Linked DNA regions of Homo sapiens: region 2 is linked to region 1. Evidence: read pairs that join two places in POLR2A ChIA-PET (ENCODE). Cell type or tissue: GM12878. All regions are shown on one strand. Links, peaks and the distances in the headings refer to the core of each region. The heading gives the core; the rest is flanking DNA. Region 1 overlaps FBN1 (fibrillin 1). Region 2 overlaps DUT (deoxyuridine triphosphatase).

Evidence for each region. Peaks named below come from ENCODE experiments on the same cell type or tissue, not always from the same donor. Only the 100,000 strongest peaks of a DNase experiment are listed, where the experiment ranks them.
Region 2: POLR2A ChIA-PET joins it to region 1 with 6 read pairs; 3 of 35 experiments call an interaction of 5 or more read pairs at or near these places.

Annotation. Positions count from the first base shown.
Region 1 is chr15:48,538,415-48,548,645 of GRCh38, forward strand. All of the region lies in intron 6 of FBN1 (fibrillin 1), which reads right to left. Among named protein-coding and RNA genes, the nearest start is that of FBN1, 100 kb to the right of the region's middle. In GM12878, for the core only: no CTCF peak of the experiment used is centred there; a DNase peak (open chromatin) is centred at 3,747; H3K27ac peaks cover 264 bases.
Region 2 is chr15:48,335,921-48,346,151 of GRCh38, forward strand. DUT (deoxyuridine triphosphatase) reads left to right here. Exons shown (of 7, transcript NM_001025248.2): 4 at 126-170; 5 at 5,369-5,443; 6 at 5,595-5,665; 7 at 6,102-7,453. The coding sequence ends at 6,158. Among named protein-coding and RNA genes, the nearest start is that of DUT-AS1, 9.2 kb to the left of the region's middle. RefSeq lists a silencer at 1,097-1,166. In GM12878, for the core only: no CTCF peak of the experiment used is centred there; no DNase peak of the experiment used is centred there.

The sequences.
Region 1 (10,231 bases), core at 2,700-5,199:
TTTTGTCCATGCAAAACACATTAGGTTTTAATATAAAGAGTGAGGACACTGGTCTGAAATCATTGTAACCCCTAGGCAAAAGGACCATCTTAAAGCAAAACAGGGATAAGCTAAGTCCACAAGAGAATTTCCAATCAGAGCAGTCTACCACCAGCTATAAGATCTGCCTCTTTTTTTTTTTTCCTACAGAGAGAGAGCCAACAACAAATAAGAAAGATAAAGACGTAGTGAGCACAGAGGACCAAACCCAGGTTGTCCCCTTGTGAGAGAAATCAGGGCCATAATATCCATTTCCGTGGTTCTACAATGACCTTGACAGACAAGGGAGGCTGGGCTGGGGTAAGACTCATGGGCTTCTATCCACAAACCAACATTTGCATGCTTCCAGGTCATTTTCAGAAGTGTTTAGGTGCAGTGATCCCTGTGAGTCTAAAAATGGACTCAATGACCCCAGTAAGTTCCTTTCACCTGTGAACGCAACAGTTTTATGAAAATCACTGGCTGTGCTAATGAAACTACTGGGATGCTTTCATTATTTTCTTCTTTCTTTAAGTAGCTCATAGGACATCGCAGACATGCTATTTACTAAGGAAAAAAGGACAACTTTTCATTACAGTACCAGCAAGAGTCAACATTCTGGATCGTAACAATGTTTTGGCAATAGCTGAATCTTATCTGCTGGCATCCCTCTATCCTGTGTGTTCTCTCTTGCTTTCTTTTTCTTGCATCTCCACTCCAACCCCTCCCTTGGAATTTCAACTCCATCTGCTCCCCATCACTACGTGCTCTTCCTCCCTCTCCTCTGCTATCTGCAATGAACCACCTCTGTTCAATGGTGTTGCAGAAACAGCACTGCTCTGATGCCCATGCTGTAAGATCAACCTTCTGAAGAATTCCAAAAACAAAACTCCATGCCAGTCATATATGTAAAGAAGACTACCATATCCAAGCTATGGCAGCACTGGAGAGACAGACAGGATGGTCCAAATGCCGAGTCCCCAGTTCCCCAGCTCCCTCCCTCCATGCCAGTGTTATGTCCCACTCACAGGATGCAAGATAATTTTAGATTTTAGTAGTCACATATTAATTTTAATGTGTATTATGAAACAGCATAAATATATCAGACTCATGATTTCACAGTTATGTCTGCTATGAGGATGATGAATTGAAAAACCTTTTAATTCAATTTTTTAAAAATATTAAATACTAGTACAGGTGATATGCAAACAGGTCAAAAATTGTGTGAGTGATATCTACATGCAACCAGACTCACCATGCCAAAAGACAAGCCTAAGACCTCTGTGTCCCTCTTCTCTGCATGATATAGCCCCACCCACCTTTCCAGCCCTGTCTCCTGACACTTTCTCTGTTTATCATTTGTCTTTTTTTTTTTACTTTGTTTATGCATTTCTTACTCTACTGTTTTTTTAGTTTTATATAGTCAAGCTGTAGGTATAGTTTAATATTTTACATTGTATGCCAGATTTATTCAAAACCTGCTATCTTCTTCCACAGATACTGAATTCAAACAAAAATATAAACAAGTATTAAATACTGAGCTGTTGAATAAATCTCAGCCCTCATTTCGTTCTTTCGATGAAGAAAAAGTCACTCAGCACTGCAGTAATTTGGAACAAAATCTCTTTAAAATGCAGGAACTATGTGGACAAAGTGAAATACCAAAGTCATCTTTATTTTTTTGGCTCAATTCTCCCAAACAAATACCTATAGGGATTTAATAAATACATCTTTGCTGTTTGGTCTTTCCTTTCTATTTCAATATTTTATTATGTATTTTAATTCAAAATTAAGTAATTACTTTAGACAATTGAGAAAAGGCAGTAGCATATAAACAAATGTAATTACACCTAAAGAAACCCTTGATAACGTATTGATTATATTATCGTACGTAAGATTTTGTGTGTATGCATGTGTGTGTTTTATTTTTTTAATCATAAAATAAGGATTATACTAAAAATATACTTTTGAATCCTGCTGGATTTTCTTCACTTAACATTGCCAAAGCTTTTTCCCATGTAATAAATGCTATTCTACAATATGATTTTAATTGCTGCATAATTTTCCATCAAGTTATAACAGAATGTGTTCAGTAATTTTCTTACTGTCTATCATTTAAATTGCCTCTAATTCTTCATTATTACACATAGCATTCAGTGTACATTACAATGAATCCTTTTCAGGATAAAAACAGTCATCAAGATTTTTATGACTATATATATCCTACATCTGAGACTAGAAAGATCACAGCAGTGTAATCTTTTATTTAAAAAATAAATAAAACTCTCCATGTTAGGTAACAAGAAAGAGAATTTAGGCTTGTTTCTTTCTGTTAATTTACTGAGACAAGTGCAAATGCTTTAATCAAACAGATTCAGGTTAGCTTGCCATATTCAATCCTTTTTAAAAAGCATAACGCAACATGAATTTTAATTTATAATCCTCTCTTCAACACTGTTGGGATTTGTTTTTCCACCTCCTCTTGCCAAGATACTCTATGGAATTATCTTATATATGAGGATTGCCAAGGTTCAGGATAGATACAAATATGGTGTTTTGTGAGTGACACCAGCAAAATCCAGACACTCTACAAAATGCTAATACAAATCTGATTCAGTTCTGTCTGCCACTGATTCATAACTTCACATGTGAATTTCTCATTGGAAGATCTTCATTAAAAAAAAAAACCCCTTAAGACTTTTCCAGGGTCAATAACGTATTATTCTTATTTCAATATGAAATACATAGAATCGAGATGGTAGTTGTTAATTCTGACAATCTATATTAGGCATCCCAACAGTCCACAGGGATCCAATTTATTAAGTATACTATATATTTGGCGAATACTTTATGTAGAATAGAAACTATGGACTTAGTACATTTCTGTGCTAGATATTTATCACTATAGACAAAGTTATTTTGGAAACAAATTCAAACTGGCTTATTTGACAGTACAGATTAGCAAGTGGATATAAATGTATTTGTAGATCCATATTTTAAACAAAAATTGCTGATTGTAGAGGGAGAGGCATAATCTGGATGAAATAAAATTGGATCTAAAAATGTCTTGGAAGGTAAATGCTGTATTAACATGGTTTTCAAATGTCATTCCGATTTGGCGGCATGTGCTTTTCGTCCTGTACTTCATTTAGATTGCCAAGGTTATGCTGTTTTTAGTCCAATACTCCAACCGCAGAAAGAAATCTGCCCACACTCCCAATTCCTTACTAATAATCCAATTATTTACAATTATTCCCATAGCACTTACATGATATTAAGCTAAATTTACATACTCTTTTTTTTTTTTTTTTCAGATAGTCTCAGCATTAGACAGGGAGTGTGCTTAACTCAAAGCTTGTGTAACGTCTGACTCATTCCTGGCTTCAGTGTAAATCATTATTCCTAATGCAACTAAAATATAGTATTAGAAATGCTTTCTATTTGCAAATTGCTCTACAATCACTTCCTTATAAGACCTTCATGAACTAGGGCAACAGGCCAAGTCTTTCCAAAATTAAAGTGCGACTCTAATTGTTTTTAACTGGCTTACTCCAGTGTGGCTGGTTCATGGGAAATTCTGCATCTCCATGTTCCCATTCTGAGTGGTTAGCTCAAGGATTGCTCTCCAGTCCCGTTAGATTTGGCCTCAAGGCTTGGGCTCTGACCAACATGTGTCTGCAGCCTCTGATCCTCAGCTCATGCCCAGCTCTGCAGCTCAGAATGCTGTGGTCTACAGCATTATTTCACTTTCATTTGTAATCAGACTTCACCCCGAAGCAAATGCATCGTTTACAGGGAAAGAATATTCTGTGGTACAATGAATTCTCGTCCCTCCTGCCCAGTCACTAAACCACAAACTGCAGGGAAGGCACAAGGATATAATTTTGGGCACTAGGCTCCAATTATTTTAAATCCTTCTTTTCATAAAAATGACAAACAAAAGAATGAGATATCAATTTATCCATGACATAGAGGGTCACAGCACACTTATTTCTCCCAGGTAGGTTGGCCTGGGGAACATTAGGCTCCTAATGTGTGGAATTTCAATACAACTTTCTGAGGAAGGAGTTCAGAGAACTTTTAGTCTAAGGAAAATTAAAGTTAAGAAGTTCCATTATCATAATCAGCCTCCTAACTGCTGTTACTTCTTCTTACTGCAATCATTCTTAACCTTAGGACATAATAGAATCACTTGGGGGAGCTTTTGTAAAATGCTGATGCCTGGGTCCCACCCTGTCCTCCCCCAGTTTTCCCCATGGAACCCGATTCAGTAGATGTGGCATGGGGCCCAGGCATATACGTCTTGCAAAAGCTCCCCAAGATTATTTCTGCCCTCTAGGACTCTAAGATGTGTGTGTGTGTGTGTGTGTGTGTGTGTGTGTGTGTGTGTGTGTGTGTATTTTTTTTCCTTCTTTCTCTTTTCCTTTAATGAAGAGTACTCGTGTGCCATGATTAATTGGAGATCTCTGCAAGATAACAACTACTTATCTGAAAGTCTAACTTTAGGAACATAAGCCAGCCCATAAACTGGCATCACTGCCACTCGACATAACCCAGTATTTCTCAACTAGGACTGACATCCTAATCATGGCAAAATACTATTCATTTCCACAGTGCTGCACTGATTATGAGGCACTTTATTATGTTCTTTACTAATTATATTATAGTTAATTATACTAACTACCAGCTCATCAAAGCAAACAACAAAGTCAAAATTTAGGAAGGTTGATCATCCACTACTGCAGTGTCCTAATAGTTAGTAGAATTCCCATTTCCAGTCTCTTTCCTTCTAGTTTTACAAAGCACACTGATATACATGATCTCATGCCGCTGTCAGGAACTCTCACATCCAACCCCTACCCACTGCTGCAGCTTGTATCTGAGTGGAATTCCAGGGGCATTCTCCAATTGGGGCCCAAATACAAGGCCTATTTAGCATCAGTAACACCAAAAGTCAACTCTTGATTCATTCCAGAATTGCACTATCACGGAGATCGTCTGAAATTCTTCCGGGACTCCTGATTTTATAAAATATAAAGTAGTGCACATTATCTATGAAGTTTCTTGTCAAAAAGTGTCAAGGCTTAATCTAATCAAACTTCCACACCAAACTTCTAGCTGAAAGGGAATATAGGGATAGAGGAACAAGGTAAATTACACCACAAGGAAACAACCAGAAAACTCAGAACATGTGATATTTTCTAAGGCAATTGTCTAGAACTTTTCCAAAAGCAAATTACTTTCTCTTCACCAAAAGAAGTACAGAGATTATTTTAGATTAAAAATCATAATAATCAAAACTCAACTGGATACTGTTTCTAAAAGAGACAATTTCAGAAATCTTATGTGGACTACATACTACATGACACTGCAGAATTGTTGTTTTTCTAGGTGTGATAACGGTATTGTGGTTACATACAAGAATGTCCTTAGTGCTTAGAGGTGACGTCTCATGATGTATGCAACTTAACTTTCAAATAATTCAGCAATGTAAATAAATAATAAATACATATTTTAATATATATTTTACATATTCTATATACACATATATACATACATATGTGTACATACACATAGAGAGCTATTATGTGTATAAAAGTGGGAACAATTATTCAATATAAGTGGAAAGTATATGTGTATACTTTATATTATTCCTTCAACTTTAAGTTTGAAATTTTTTATAATAAAATTTCAGGGGAAAGAAATTCCTTTCAGGCCTACTTTTACTATGCAATGTTGCTTCTCCCATCTTATTTAAGCTACATGGCATTTTTAAAATGACACAATAAGGTTTGAATATACTTTCCAATCCATGCATTTATATAAAATACTGCACACAAGATTACCTATTTAACATGGTCTATACAGTGTTATTAAAAGAATACAACCTTTTGGCAAAATTTACCAAACTGTATTATGCAAAATGTTTACCTTTAACAAACTGCTTCTGAGGTATGGCTTAATTGTAACTAAATGTTTTTAAAAAGCACTTTAGAAATAAACCATATAGGAAAAAAACAAAACCATTTCTACATTAGTATTTTCCCTGATTTTATTTTCTTTATTCCATAAATGAAAAGTATTACCACTATGACTTAAATGTAAATGTCATTCAAAACTGCAGAAACAAGGTGATTTGTTGTACACCTTTTAATCTAACATGCAGACTAAGCAATTCACCAAAATCCAGGCCATAGTTCTGTGGGACCCAATTATGTGTGGCAGCAATTCAACTGCAGCAAATTGTTACCACATTTTATTCTGTTCCATGATGAAGAAAACAGTTAGAAATCTTGTTCAGAGTAAAAGAATATCTCATTTTGAAATAATCATTTACCTGATATTATTTGTTCCTTCACTATAAATCCTACAAGTCATTACTGACTTTCATCTTCCTGTAAAGTTATCTCTACTTTTACTAGAAAAAAAAAGACTGGGAGAATCGGTAAAGTCAAATCATAGTTTGGGTGACATATTTACCATCAAGATAATAAAATCATACAGAATACTTTCATTCTTAATGGTCTGCAAATTCCACTTTAAAGAACCAGTTGGCTCTGATTCATTCCCTTTTAAAACAGCTTGTATGAAATGCCACGTTAAACCAAACACTGAAGTTTGACCACAGAGCATCAGCTATTAAACAGCAAGACAAAAACAATAATATTGTATAACAATTTATTTGTTCTTTTATATTTTTTCAAAGCCATGAAGCATAAAATATTCTCTCCAATCCAAAAACAAGATTAGTAGCCCAAGAGGAAAGGGTCTTATGATTAAATATAAAAATTGTCAGGGGCAACATATTCTTAAATTAACCTGTATATCATAAAAGTACCTTGTAATATTGTTTATTTTCCAAAAATAAGTTCCACAAAAGATGAATTAAGTTCATGAAGAATCCTAATAGAATGTTTTATCATTAAATAATTATTAGAAATGAGATTTTCAGTAGCAAGCCAATTTTAACACTGAATATTGTGTACGTGGAGGGTGAAGGCATATGTTGGTAAAGAGGCAATAAAAATAAATTGATATAAAATATCAATCGATTGCAGTGCACTAATATGAGGTACCCAGAGCAGTCAAATTCATAGACAGCAGTGCAATGATGGTTGCCAGGGATTTAGGGGAGGGAGGAATGGAGAGTTTTAGTTTGGGAACATGAAAAGGTTCTGGAGATGGATGGGGGTGACAAGGTGCACAACAATGTGAATGTACTTAATGCCACCAAACTGTACACAAAGAAGTGGTTAAAATGGTAAATTTTATCTTATGTATACTTTAACACAATAAAAAGAAAATTCTAGCTGGCACAGTGGCTCATGCCTATACCCCCAGCACTTTGGGAGGACGAGGCAGGTGGATCGCTTCAGCCCAGGAGTTCAAGACCAGCTTAGGCAACACAGCAAAACCCCATCTTTACAAAAAATACACAAAAATGTAGCTGGGTGTGATGGTAGGCGCCTGTACTCCCAGCTACTCAAGAGGCTGAGGTGTGAGGATCGCTTGCCGTAGTGAGCCGCGATCACACCACTGCTCTCAAGCCTGGGCAACAGAGTGACACCCTGTATCAAAAAAGAAAGAAAGAAAGAAAGAAATTCCACAACCTAAAATTAAATTAAACACTTTGACTTCAATGCTTTACAGTTGTAAAGGCCTACATTTTACAACTGTAAAACAGAATCATGGGTTTCCTTAATGCATTCGACAAATACTTATTGAGCCACAACCCTGTATCAGTGAATAGCACAACATAAAACCTCTGTTCACATGGAGTTTGCAATCTTGTGGAGGAGGTAGTGAATAAATAGATCAACACATTAAAATAGTTTTAGATTTGAGGTTGTAATTTAGTTACAAATGAAACAAGCATGCTGCTGTCATAGAGAATAATTGGGTACACCTGCCTTGGTAAAAGTTATCAGAAAAGACTTCTTTGAGGAGGTGACATTTAAACTGAGGCCTAAAGGATGAGCACAAGCCAGCTGTGCAACATCTAAGCGCTTTCTAAGTATGGGAGACAGCAAGAACAGTGGCTCTGGGCTGGCAGATAGCCTGGCTTCTCTAGGATTAAAAGAAAGCCGCTGTGACCAGAGCTTTGAGTGCAAAGGGGAAGGGGCATGCCATGAGGTTGGATCCTTTGGCAGGGGCTGGATTATGCAGGACATCTCGGGATATGATGAGGAGTCTGGATCTGGCTCAAAGCTCAATAAAAAGCCACTGAAAATAAAAGCCACTGTTATTTGAGAAGTGTGCTCCTTTAAGGGCTCAGGAGTTGAAATGGAAAGGGTTTCAGGGAGGCTACTGAAGGATTTGAGGTGAAAGTTGGCGAGAGTGGTGGCATAGAAAGGGTGGAAGGCCAGCAGGTAGGGGACGTCCTTGGGCCAAAGAACCAACAGCACGTGTGGATGGATCAGATGGGAAGCGTGAGGGAAACCGGAAGGCTCCCGGGCTTCTGGCTTCCATCACTGAATAAATGGTCATTTGCTGAAACGGGGAAACTAGGGAAGATTAGGCTGTAAATACTAATAATCCGTTAACAAGTTCTTCCCATTCTCACAATAAGGTACCTGGTGTAGAACAGGTAACTTGAATTAGTGAGGCTGTCCCTAAATAAAATCATATTATCTGTAAATCTTAATGCTATCAAAATGAACAAAAACAAAACCTGTGTATAATGTAATTATACCCTGACTTGTGTGTTTTTGCTTTTTTATAAATTTCTTTTCCTTCCCTTCCTTTTTGTGAGCAAGCATTTACTCCTATCATATTCAGACATTTATGTATAAACATTAGGGTTGAGATTCTTACTTCAAACACACTTGGTGAATTTTCACAGAAAACCAAGTATGAAGTACCCACGGCCCAGACCAACAATATGTGATGGAATCCTGGCGTGGTGGGTGGGATTTCCTCCAGAGGAACTCCACTGCCCCTTTCGTAAATGACAGGGCATGGGAATCCAAGACCACTAGCTTTAGCTGCCAGCCCTGAGTTCATTCTACAGGAAATGGAGACACACCACATTCACATTCCATGATAGCATCAATTCTGAGAGATCTGGTGGAAAACTTAAAGCAGGGACAAAAGTTCAGCCATTATTAACCACAGCTGAGAAATGCCTTCTATAAATATGAACTTTCTGTAATATCAAGACAGATAAACGGCAGGGAGATGGTTTTGATACATTGGTTGGCAAATGTTATTTCTAGAATTGGCTTTTTATCAAATATCCATGTGCTAATAGATATGTGGTATATAGGTTGTTTGTATATCTTCTCTCTTTCACACACACACACACACACACACACACACACACACACACACACACACACACACAGTCACAGAAGCATGCTAACATACTATCAAGGTGGCCCTCCTCTTCTCAGAACTTTTCTTTGGAAGAAAATGTCTGATGAATGAAAAATTCCTGAGACTGTTTCCAGCTCAGAGTCTGGCACTGAACTCAGCTGAAGAAAGACAAGTTGGAAGAAAGTACAAGCATTACTCAGAACACGTGAGTGAACCGTGCAAAAGACAGGCATGGGAGCTGAGGGGGTGGGAGAGGCAGCAGCACCAAAACCCGATTATGTAGATTTAATTCATCAACAAGAGAAGATTCCTGACAAAAATCAGTACGTGCTCAGATATCAAATACAACAGATGATCCATATTCTTAGACACCAACAACTAAGGCAGCAGACCCTAGAACTGAGTTTTCACTGTTATTTTATGGTCGTCCATTTTTCAGACCTGCTAAGTGGAGTGAGAACACATCACTAATGGGACAATCACATGGGGTCTCTTGGCAGCTCCACTGGAAACATACAGATTTCGATATTCTGGGCCACTGGTGAGTGACAACTGTTTTATGGCACAGACTAGCAATTATGCAAATATTCATCCTGCTCTTTGGAATTAATAGTTATTTCCCAGACACCCCAGGTACACATGATGTGAAGAGTTAAATCTTAATACTATCCCATGGGCAGATAGGCCACTCTAGTTCTAGCTAAGTGTTGCCCAGTGGAGCCAGTGGCAGAATAGTATATGCCTTAGAAACTTCCATTCTATAGAACTAGAAAAAAGATTTAAAGTTGCTCCTGAGACTATAAGTCCTACAACTACTAAATCATGTACTGTCTGAACACTGACAGGGCACTGTGTTACTCTGTTCCCTCTTACCACTTACTAGAGATTTACATCAGCT
Region 2 (10,231 bases), core at 3,577-6,076, 200 kb before region 1:
GCTAAAGTTAAGATGAAGATATAGATATTATAGGTGAAGAGAATGACATGCTTAAATTGCATCAGTTATCTCTGATATAGCCCTTCCCCCTTAAAATAACCAATGTCTCCTTTTTTGTTTTTTAGCTCCACGGTCAGGCTTGGCTGCAAAACACTTTATTGATGTAGGAGGTAATATATTTCCTTTTTTATTCTGTAAATGTTTGCAAGTATTTACTTTGTCTTTAAAAGGTAATATTCAAATGACAGATTTTATTTTTAAGAAAAGAAAATGATTAGAGGAAAGCTTGTTATAATAGGAGGAAAAGCTTTGTGGTTATTTTAAGTAATTATATTTTGTTTAACTACTAACTTAATTTTTAAAATAATGATTACCTAATTAATAATGACAGATTTAATGATATAATAATTAAGTAATTATTTAAGCAACAAAAGTTCTAGAAAACACAGGTCTATCTTGTAAGAATTTTCTTCATAAGAGAGCTATCTGTCTTTAGCAAAATTTAAGAAGAAAATCTTTCCCTGAAGTCAGGAGAGAAAACACTTTTCTCTAAATTTGTTAAGACAGTCCTCTGTGTTACCTGTTTCCCTTATAATAAAGCCTTTCTCATGTTTGTCTCAAAGTTAACCCTACCTCATGTGGTACCTTTCATGAAGAACCCTCAGTGTCCTCTGCTAACTACTCTTGATACAGAGCTACTCCTCTTATTGTAAGGAAATTTCTACTTTCCTGATGTGGTTTCCTTGTTTCAGGTCCGCTCCAACTGGGATTCAGACCCCACTTATGTGGTCCTTACATACTGACCCTTTATCCCATCAGTAGTGAATCTTTCACTTAACAAGATACCTTGGCCCCCACATAAGTAGGTGTGCTAGATCTCCTCCTCCACCCGTTTTTACAGAGCTGCTTTATGGAGGCTTGTTAACAGATCAGGAAAACTGGCTTAGAAATGAGCCCACATGGATATGTGGTAAAAACTGGAGTCTCTGTGTGATTCCAGCCTCCTTGTTCTTTCCACTGCAATTAATTGTGGAGATTACCCTGCTGCATCCCCCTCACCAACTAAACACGTCCAGAATTAGCTCACTTTTATGTGCCACTGCAAGGGCTAACTAAGCACTTAATGAAACCTGGCTATCCTAGACCTGCCCCTTAGTCTAACATTTGGTGGGTGTGGTGTCTCTCCATAGTGTCACCAGGTGGTGCTGTGGGACAAGACAGGACCCCAAAAGTACACCCTTTAGGGACTAAAGGGGAGCTGAGTTTTACATAGCAGGGTGGACATTGACAGCCCACTCTTGGGTTGAGGATTCCTTGGGCTCTGTAAGTTATGCCCGATGTTCAAAAATGCTTTTACAAGGTCAACTGTGGTCATTTTGGGACAGTAACTTAAGGATATAAATAATTGTATATATTTTCAATGAAGTTTCAAATGATTGTTCAAGGAACGGGAGCTTTGGAATAACAACTGGATGTAGGTCCCAGCTCTGTCATTAACTAGTTATTACTTAACCTTTCTGAGCCTGTTTCCTCATTTTACAATGGAAATTAGTGTGCCTGCCTCTAGAGGTAGGAGGATTAAATGATAATGTGTATGAAATACCTAATATAGTACTTGGCACATATTAGATTCTGTGAGATATAATTTCTGTCCTTAGGGACTTCACAGATTGTTTTTATGTGGAAACTTTTTCTTTTATTCGACTTTGTTACTAATTTTTGCTCTGTTTAAAACAACTTTCTGGAAAAAAATTCATGTAAAAGAATGGAAAGTTAGTTTGCCTAGTGGTTGGTATGGTGTTATTCATAAAATCACATTGTGGTGTGTTCTTGGATGCAGAGAATCTTAACAATCTCCCTTAGGCACAAGTTTATCATAGTTGGCAACAGTTTTTATTTCTGAAGAGAGATGTTGTTAGAAATCCCAGGCTCTAAATAAGGGTCAAAGGGAAAAGTTGAGCATTCAGGATTCTGTTCAGAATTCACATCTGGTAGGTGTGGATAGTTTTTCACTAAAAAAGGTTTCCAACAAATGACATGCCAAACTCTTGACACAGTAAAACTTTTGCCTGAAGTCAGTTAATCACTCTGCCAGTTCCAATGCATGATTTTTCCAGTGATAACTTCAAGTTACTTTCTGCTTTCTCTGAGGAGAAATATCCCTGATACTTATATCCTGTAGGCAGAGAAGGCTTTTCTTGGAGGTCGAATGGCAATTGGGTGGTAAATGAATTTGGAACTACTGAAATTTTTATACCGTCAACATTCATGCAAAAAAAAAAACTATTGAGGGCCTTTTTTTCTGCCATACATTTGAATTGACTTCAAACTTCTTAATTTCTTTTAGTCACTTAAAGGTTTTTCACATTTTCGTGGCCCAAGCATAAAGATCACCTATCTGCAGGATTCAAGACACCCAATCATTTGAGTAGTTCTGATAGGACTGCTTTACAGATACGTTAGCAGAGGCCTTTCAAAAAGGGAGTGTTTTTGTATGTTAGAAGATACTATAAAGCCAACAAGCAAATATTTGCAACTTATATGAAAAAGAACAAATGAGAAAAAAACATACACAAAATATAGACAAGGACATGCAAATGTCCAACAAATGGGAGGAAAAAAATCCAGCCTCACTAGTCATCAGGGAATGAAAAGTAAGGCAATGAGATAGCCATTTTGTACTCATCATATTGGCCAGAATGTAAGAGATTGTTGCCATCAAATATTGGCAAGGATTTTGGAAATGGGCATTCTCAAATATTGCTGATGGAAGTTTGAGTGGCTACACCTTTTTTGCAACCTATTTGATGAAAATAAAAAGCATTCATATACAAGGATATACTTAAAGGGCTGCTTCATTTATTATAGCAAAATGTAAAAGCAGCCTGTGTCTGATATTATGCAAGAGAATAGTTACATAGAAACAATGGTACAGGTTGGGCGTTGTGGCTCATGCCTGTAATCCCAGCACTTTGGGAGGCTGAGACAGGCAGATTGCTTGAGCCCAGGAGTTTGAGGCTTATTTGAGCAACATAGGGATACTTTCTCTCTACAAGAAATACAAAAATTAGCCAGGTGTGGTGGTGCCTTTGTACCTGGAGGCTGAGGTGGGAGAATCACTTGAGGTTGAGGCTATAGTGAGTTGTGATCATACCACTATACTCCTGCCTGGGCTATAAGAGTGAGACCCTGCCAAAAAAAGAAAGAGAAGGAGAGAGAGAACCCATATTTCCATATCTTGTATCTAAAAAGAATGGCTAACATTTACATATATTAATCTCAAAGGATAAAAAGAAAAAAATAAAGTAGTATGTAAGATATATTTCTGTAACATTAGCTATCTCAGGGAGGGTAAGAGAATATTATAAGCTTTTACTTTATATGTATTTGTATTGTTTTAGTTATTTAAAAATTTTTGAATAAAGTAGAAACAATAGTTCAGAAGTCAGTCCATGTCTTTCTCTAACTCATTCAAGATAGATGAATTATTAGCTTGTACCTCAAAATCTCCCAGCATGGAAGTTCTCTAGCCTACTGTGGCCATTTTTTCTAGCATGGAACAACATGCTATGTTGAGGGATTTCTTCATTAAATCTAATTTAAATTGTCCCTGCAGTCAAAATTTTTTCCATATAGATAATATGGAAAACAGCTGGTTTCATCTTTATATCAAATTTTTTCATAAATATTAAGGTGTAAATTAATGGTCAACTGACGGTGGAGAAATAAAGCAGGGTTTGGTATTGGAATTGGTCAAGTTCAATAATGGATTGTTTCCTTCAGGCCCGACAGGAGATGAACTGCCTTTGCTGCTTTTCTGCCCAGTTTTATACTCACTCTTCTCGTAAAAGTGTTGCATCAGGAACCTTTTAAGAAGTGCTTAAATTCAGATTCACTTGTCCCTAGTAATTCATTCATAAAGCACAGGGGTTCATTTAAACGTATGTTGTAATCCATTCGGAAAATCTAAAATGTTGTTTTTGCTGAATATTTTTCCCCGTGGTGGACCTAAGGGTTTGCTTTTTTCCCCCCATTATATGAGAAAATTGAAAGGATATGCTTAGGAATTACCCTTGTTCTTAAAAAATGGGGGGTGGGTATGCTTTGGGGTTTTTTTGTCTGTTTTCTCAGCTTTCAAATAATGAGGAGTATGGGCAAATAGCATTACTGCCCATTGAGCTGAACACAGGATTATTTTTATTTCCATATTTTTTCCTTCATCAGGGCTTTTGTTTGGGGTAGAGTATTAATAACAAGTAAGATGTGACATGGAGCTGTCTTCAGTTAGATTCACGTGAGTCTTATCCAGCCTTTCACAAACTGAGGAGAAAGAATTAACGTGTATAGCAGGAAATTGGGGGTGGGAGGAGGAAGGGGAGTGACTGCTAATAAGGTAGGGGATTTTTGGAGGGAGGGTAATGTAAATGTGCTATAATTGACTGTGACGATAGTTGGCCAACTCTGATACACTATGAACTGTGGAATTGTAACACTTCAAATGGATAAATTGTATGCTTTGTGAATTATTTATCAATATAAAAAAATGAAAAGGCCCGGTGCACCTGTATTATCTGTGCTTGTGCTTATGGAAATATTTTAAATTATTGGCTCAAAGATAAATGCTAGCAAGTCTGGTAAGTATAACTCTCTGGGCTATGTCAGGGACCTGGCTCAAGTCTCCCCTGCAAAGATCTTCTCCCCCTGTGTTCATAATCTTAAACAAGTATTAATTACACAAAAAAAGTTGTACTCATGAAGCCTATGTGCTACAGTCTTCTGAGAAACCATGCTCTAAGAAAGGATGGTGGTTCAGATTAAAAGGAGAGGAAGATTATGAACTGAAAAATACAGCTTCATTTTTAGTGTAAAAATGGAATATTCTAATATTTGCAAGACTGCTGCTTAACAATGTCAGCGTTGATTTACTCCACTGCAGAGCTTTAGGCTTTTTGACATTTTTATTTATGACTCAATCGTATTTCAATCTGGGTATTAGCGGGAAGCTGATACCAGGAAAAACCTTTAAAACCCAAATCGTAATTTTCTCCTAGTCTTTTTGGCAAGTGTGCCGTGGGTAGACAGTAGGTTGGAGATGGCCATTGCTACTGCCAGCTTAAAATAGGAAATGGTCGCCATTTGATAAAGAGTGACAGGTTGGAAAATTAGGACCTGTTTTCTAAATTTTTATTTGTATTTTAGTAATGTCATTTCTTGGTTTTGAGGCTTTACATAGTACCAGGGCAAGATTCACTTATTCAATTGTAAGAATACAAATCTCAGAGCTACATGATAATGATTTTGAGATAATCTTACACCTCTAGTATTCCAATAGCAAAAATTGAGATAATATTACTTTTCTTTTCTCTAGCTGGTGTCATAGATGAAGATTATAGAGGAAATGTTGGTGTTGTACTGTTTAATTTTGGCAAAGAAAAGTTTGAAGGTATGTTAAATATATACATTCACATAATTTTAGTGAATTTTCAGAGTCATGTATGTGTAAATTAATATTGACTCCTTTAATTCTCATTGAATAAGACAGGATATGGCGAATGTGTCAGTAACGTCAGTAATAAACTATTCTTTCTTTGAAGTCAAAAAAGGTGATCGAATTGCACAGCTCATTTGCGAACGGATTTTTTATCCAGAAATAGAAGAAGTTCAAGTAAGTATTACAAAGGAAGATACAGAATAAGTAATATAACATCTTAAGTGAAGAAATATATATAATCTTGAGAATTTAATATGCTGTTTGTAACTAAATAGTATATATGACTAAACTTATTTTAAGCAAATTTAAAATACTAGTTTTAGAATTTCTTTAAATGTTTTTCATGTAGCTATTATGTAGTATTACTTTGGATAATAAGTTATTTAAACATACTGTGAACTTCTAATATTTTATTAGAATTTTTTAAAGTTATCCAGTATTCTAATTTATGGAGCTTTTTAGAATTTAATTTTCTTTCTGTAATCTCCCTTTTGAAAAGATGATATAGCAAGAGTAGAATTCTGGCTGTATTTTTCTTAGGAGCTGGAGAGGAAAACTGAAAGAGGCTCTTAAAAAAAACTGTGAAGCTTACTACCTTTCTATCTTTCAGGCCTTGGATGACACCGAAAGGGGTTCAGGAGGTTTTGGTTCCACTGGAAAGAATTAAAATTTATGCCAAGAACAGAAAACAAGAAGTCATACCTTTTTCTTAAAAAAAAAAAAAAAGTTTTTGCTTCAAGTGTTTTGGTGTTTTGCACTTCTGTAAACTTACTAGCTTTACCTTCTAAAAGTACTGCATTTTTTACTTTTTTTTATGATCAAGGAAAAGATCATTAAAAAAAAACACAAAGAAGTTTTTCTTTGTGTTTGGATCAAAAAGAAACTTTGTTTTTCCGCAATTGAAGGTTGTATGTAAATCTGCTTTGTGGTGACCTGATGTAAACAGTGTCTTCTTAAAATCAAATGTAAATCAATTACAGATTAAAAAAAAAAGCCTGTATTTAACTCATATGATCTCCCTTCAGCAACTTATTTTGCTTTAATTGCTTTAAATCTTAAGCAATATTTTTTATTCAGTAAACAAATTCTTTCACAAGGTACAAAATCTTGCATAAGCTGAACTAAAATAAAAATGAAAAGGAGAGATTAAAGGTATTCCTTGTTCTTCCCTTCTCTTCACTAGTCTAAAAACTTCTTTTTAATCTTAAGATTCTTTGTGATGAGGGTGAGAAAAAGAATCCTCAGTTTATTTTTCCACTATTAATCTTTCTTTTGATAAATCCTCTATTGACTGGGTAGAGGTATGTTTGTGAAAGACATGTAACTTGGGGATTTGTTACTTTAGGTTTGTTCCCTTGAATTTCATCTCATCAGGCAAATTGTACTAGTTGTAGTTACGAGTTTTCCCTCAGTGAAGTAGCAATAGGCTGTAATCAAGAAAATATGCCATTTATAGAGATAAGATAAATGAAATAATACTTCAGCCACCAGGTTTTTCTGTCTCACATACATAAGCAGCATTTCATTGCAGATATGGGACTGATTCTGTGGCTTACCTTGATTAACATCTTTTGGAAGTTTTGCTAGTGTGCTTTCCTTTCTTTACTATGTTTCTCAGATTCCTTTGTATCAGGGTTTTGGGTGTCACTTAGGTTTTGTCCATCAGATTCTGTGAGACACCAGGCATCGTTTTGAGGATGTGGGTTATACACATGGAGTGCTTCTGGAACTATCAGCCCACTTGACCACCCAGTTTGTGGAAGCACAGGCAAGAGTGTTCTTTTCTGGTGATTCTCCAGGCCATTTAATACCCTGCAATGTAATTGTCCCTCTGTGGCTCACATTTCATTAGTGAGCCATGAAATCAACTCAGTGGGACATAGCCAGCATTTTTGCATACCAGGTTGGGCTATAAAATATTTCTGTTGTCAATAAATTTTAAATGTTTTCCTGCTAAACTAACCAGAATGAATTCTGTTTTGTGCAACTAAACTGTGATCAATACCGAGTAACAGTTGAGTAAGAACAAACAGTATTACATGGCTACCGAGAAATATGGTCTTAGTTTACACTGTTAATGTCAGTTACCTCTTACAGAAAGTCTGCTGTAACAGGCACTTCATAAACACCTGGTTTTTTACTCATACTGTGAGAGAGTAGGTAAAACCCATTGTACAGAATGCAGAAATGGGCTCAGAGAGGTTTAGTAACCTGTATAACATTTCAGCTATGATGATCACTGTCTTTGTTTTGTGCTGCTATACCTGAGATGGTAATTTACAGAGAATGGAAATTTATTCTCAGTTTTGGAGGCTGGGAAGTCCAAGATGGTGCCTCATTGCTATGTCCTCCAGAGAGGAGGAATGTCATATCCTCACATGGCAGAAGACTAGAAAAGAGCCACTCCCACAAGCCCATTTTATAAGGGCACTATAATGCATTCATGAGGGCTCAGTCCTTAGGACTTAAACACTTCCCGTTAGGCGCTGCCTCCCAATACTGTTGCATTCGAGACTAAGTTCCCAGCATGAATTTTGGGGGACACATTGAGACCACACCAGTGACTTAAAATGCAGGCCCTTATGCCTTCAAGTCCATATGTGCAGTATCTTCAGCCTCTTCCAAGTGGTAGAGGTAGAGAATGTAGAGAAGAGAGAGTTTAATTTCTTCATACCCGGAATGTTTCCATCTGTGTACCATGCTTAAAGGAACATGCTCAGATATGAAGCTGCTCGGGAAATTAGAGATTTGGAGTATGTCCATGGGGTTAGGTGAAAGACCCAGGATGTTTTGTTTAGAGAAGAAATGTATCGGGAATGGGAGGAATATGGGGGAAGAAGTGGCTATTGAAAGTCCCTGGGATATGATAGATGTCCTTAGATTAAACACTTAGATGGGGCTGGGCACGGTGGCTCACGCCTGTAATCCCAGCACTTTTGGGAGGCCAAGGTGGGTGGATCACTTGAGGTCAGGAGTTTGAGACCAGCCTGGCCAACATGGTGAAACCCCATCTCTACTAAAAATACAAAAATTAGCTGGGGATAGTGGCACGCGCCTGTAACCCCAGCTACTTGGGAGGCCAAGGCAGGAGAATTGCTTGAACCCAGAAGGCAGGGTTGCAGTGAGCCGAGATCACACCACTACACTCCAGGCTAGGCGACAAAGCAAGACTCTGTCTCCAAAAAGGACTCAGATGGAATTAGCCTTGTCACATATGACTTGAGGGACCAGAAATAGGATTAGAGGACTTAATCTATAGGAAGATGGTGGCATAGGGGCGGACTCATAGAACTTCCCTGAAATAGCAAAATTAATAAAATGAAATAAAAGCAAAATATATGCCATATAAAAGAAAATAACGTAATGGGATTATTGGAGACTCATTTTTCTGTGTTATTTCTATAAAGTTTGATTATAGTATTTTTACTGGGTGAAATGTAAAATTTAGAAAAGCATACAAAGCAAGTTTACAGTATAGTGAATAACTACAAAATAAGAACATCTGAATAACCATTACCAAAGTGACCAAGCAGAATATTGCCAGGAGTACATTCCTTCTCAATCATACGCCACCTGTAGGGGTATCCATTCTTTTGACACTTAATTTCCTTTTCCTTAAAGTTTGCAACCTAATCAAGCCTAAGTTTCGCTTTGCCTGGTTTTGAACTTTATCAATGTACTCATTAATTCTTGGGTCTTGCTTCCTTTCCTTAACATTGAGATTTTATCCATGTTTCATATAGCTGTAGTTCATTTATTTTATTACCTTACAGTGTTCTGTTGTATTAATGCACCACAACCTTGCCAACCGAACTTGGTCATGCTGTATTATTGTTATTGCTAAACTTGGTTTTCTAATATTTTGTTTAGGGTCTTCTTTTTTATCAATGTTCACAGGAGAGATTGGCCTATAATTTTTCCCTTGTCACATTGTATTTGTCAGCTTTTGGTACCAAAATTATGCTACTTTCATAATGTGAACTGAGGAATATTCTTTCTCTCTCTTCGAATCCCCTGTGTTCCTCCCCTCTCCTCCCCTCCCCTCCCATCCTTTCTTTTCTCCTTTCTCCTTCCCTCCCCTCCCCTCTCCTACCTCCAGCACCTCTACAGTTTCTGGCTTTTCTTGTAACAGTTTAAAGAGTCAGTTGTCAATCAAGCTCTAGACAGGTTATGTGCCTTTTTTCCTCTGGTTGGTTTTAAGATTATGTGTTTGTATATGTCTTTGGTTTAGTGTAGTTGCACAACTAGGGAATAGATTACTGTTTATCTTTTGGGGATTCACTGAGTCTCTTAATCTGTGTATTGATATCTTTCATCAGTTCTGGAAAATCTCAGCATCTCTATCTCTGCATGTTTTATTATAATATTCTGAAATGTCTGCTCAAATTACAGTTATAGTTGCTTATTCTCAATTAAGTTAAAACCACTTCTTTTTATAGCAGTTTTAGGTTCACAGCAAAATTGAAAGAAAGTGCAAAGATATCCCATATACACCCTCCTCACACACGTGCACAGCCCCCTCCATTATCAGCATCCCCCACCAGGGTGGTATATTTGTTACAATTGATGAACGTACGTTGACGTATCATTTTTACCCAAAGTCTGTAGTTACATTTGGGTTCACTTTTGCTGTTGTACGTTCTATGGGTTTGGACACATTTATAATGACATGTGTTCATCTTTATTGTATCACACAGCACATTTTCACTGCCCTAGAAATCCTCTGTGCTTCATCTATTC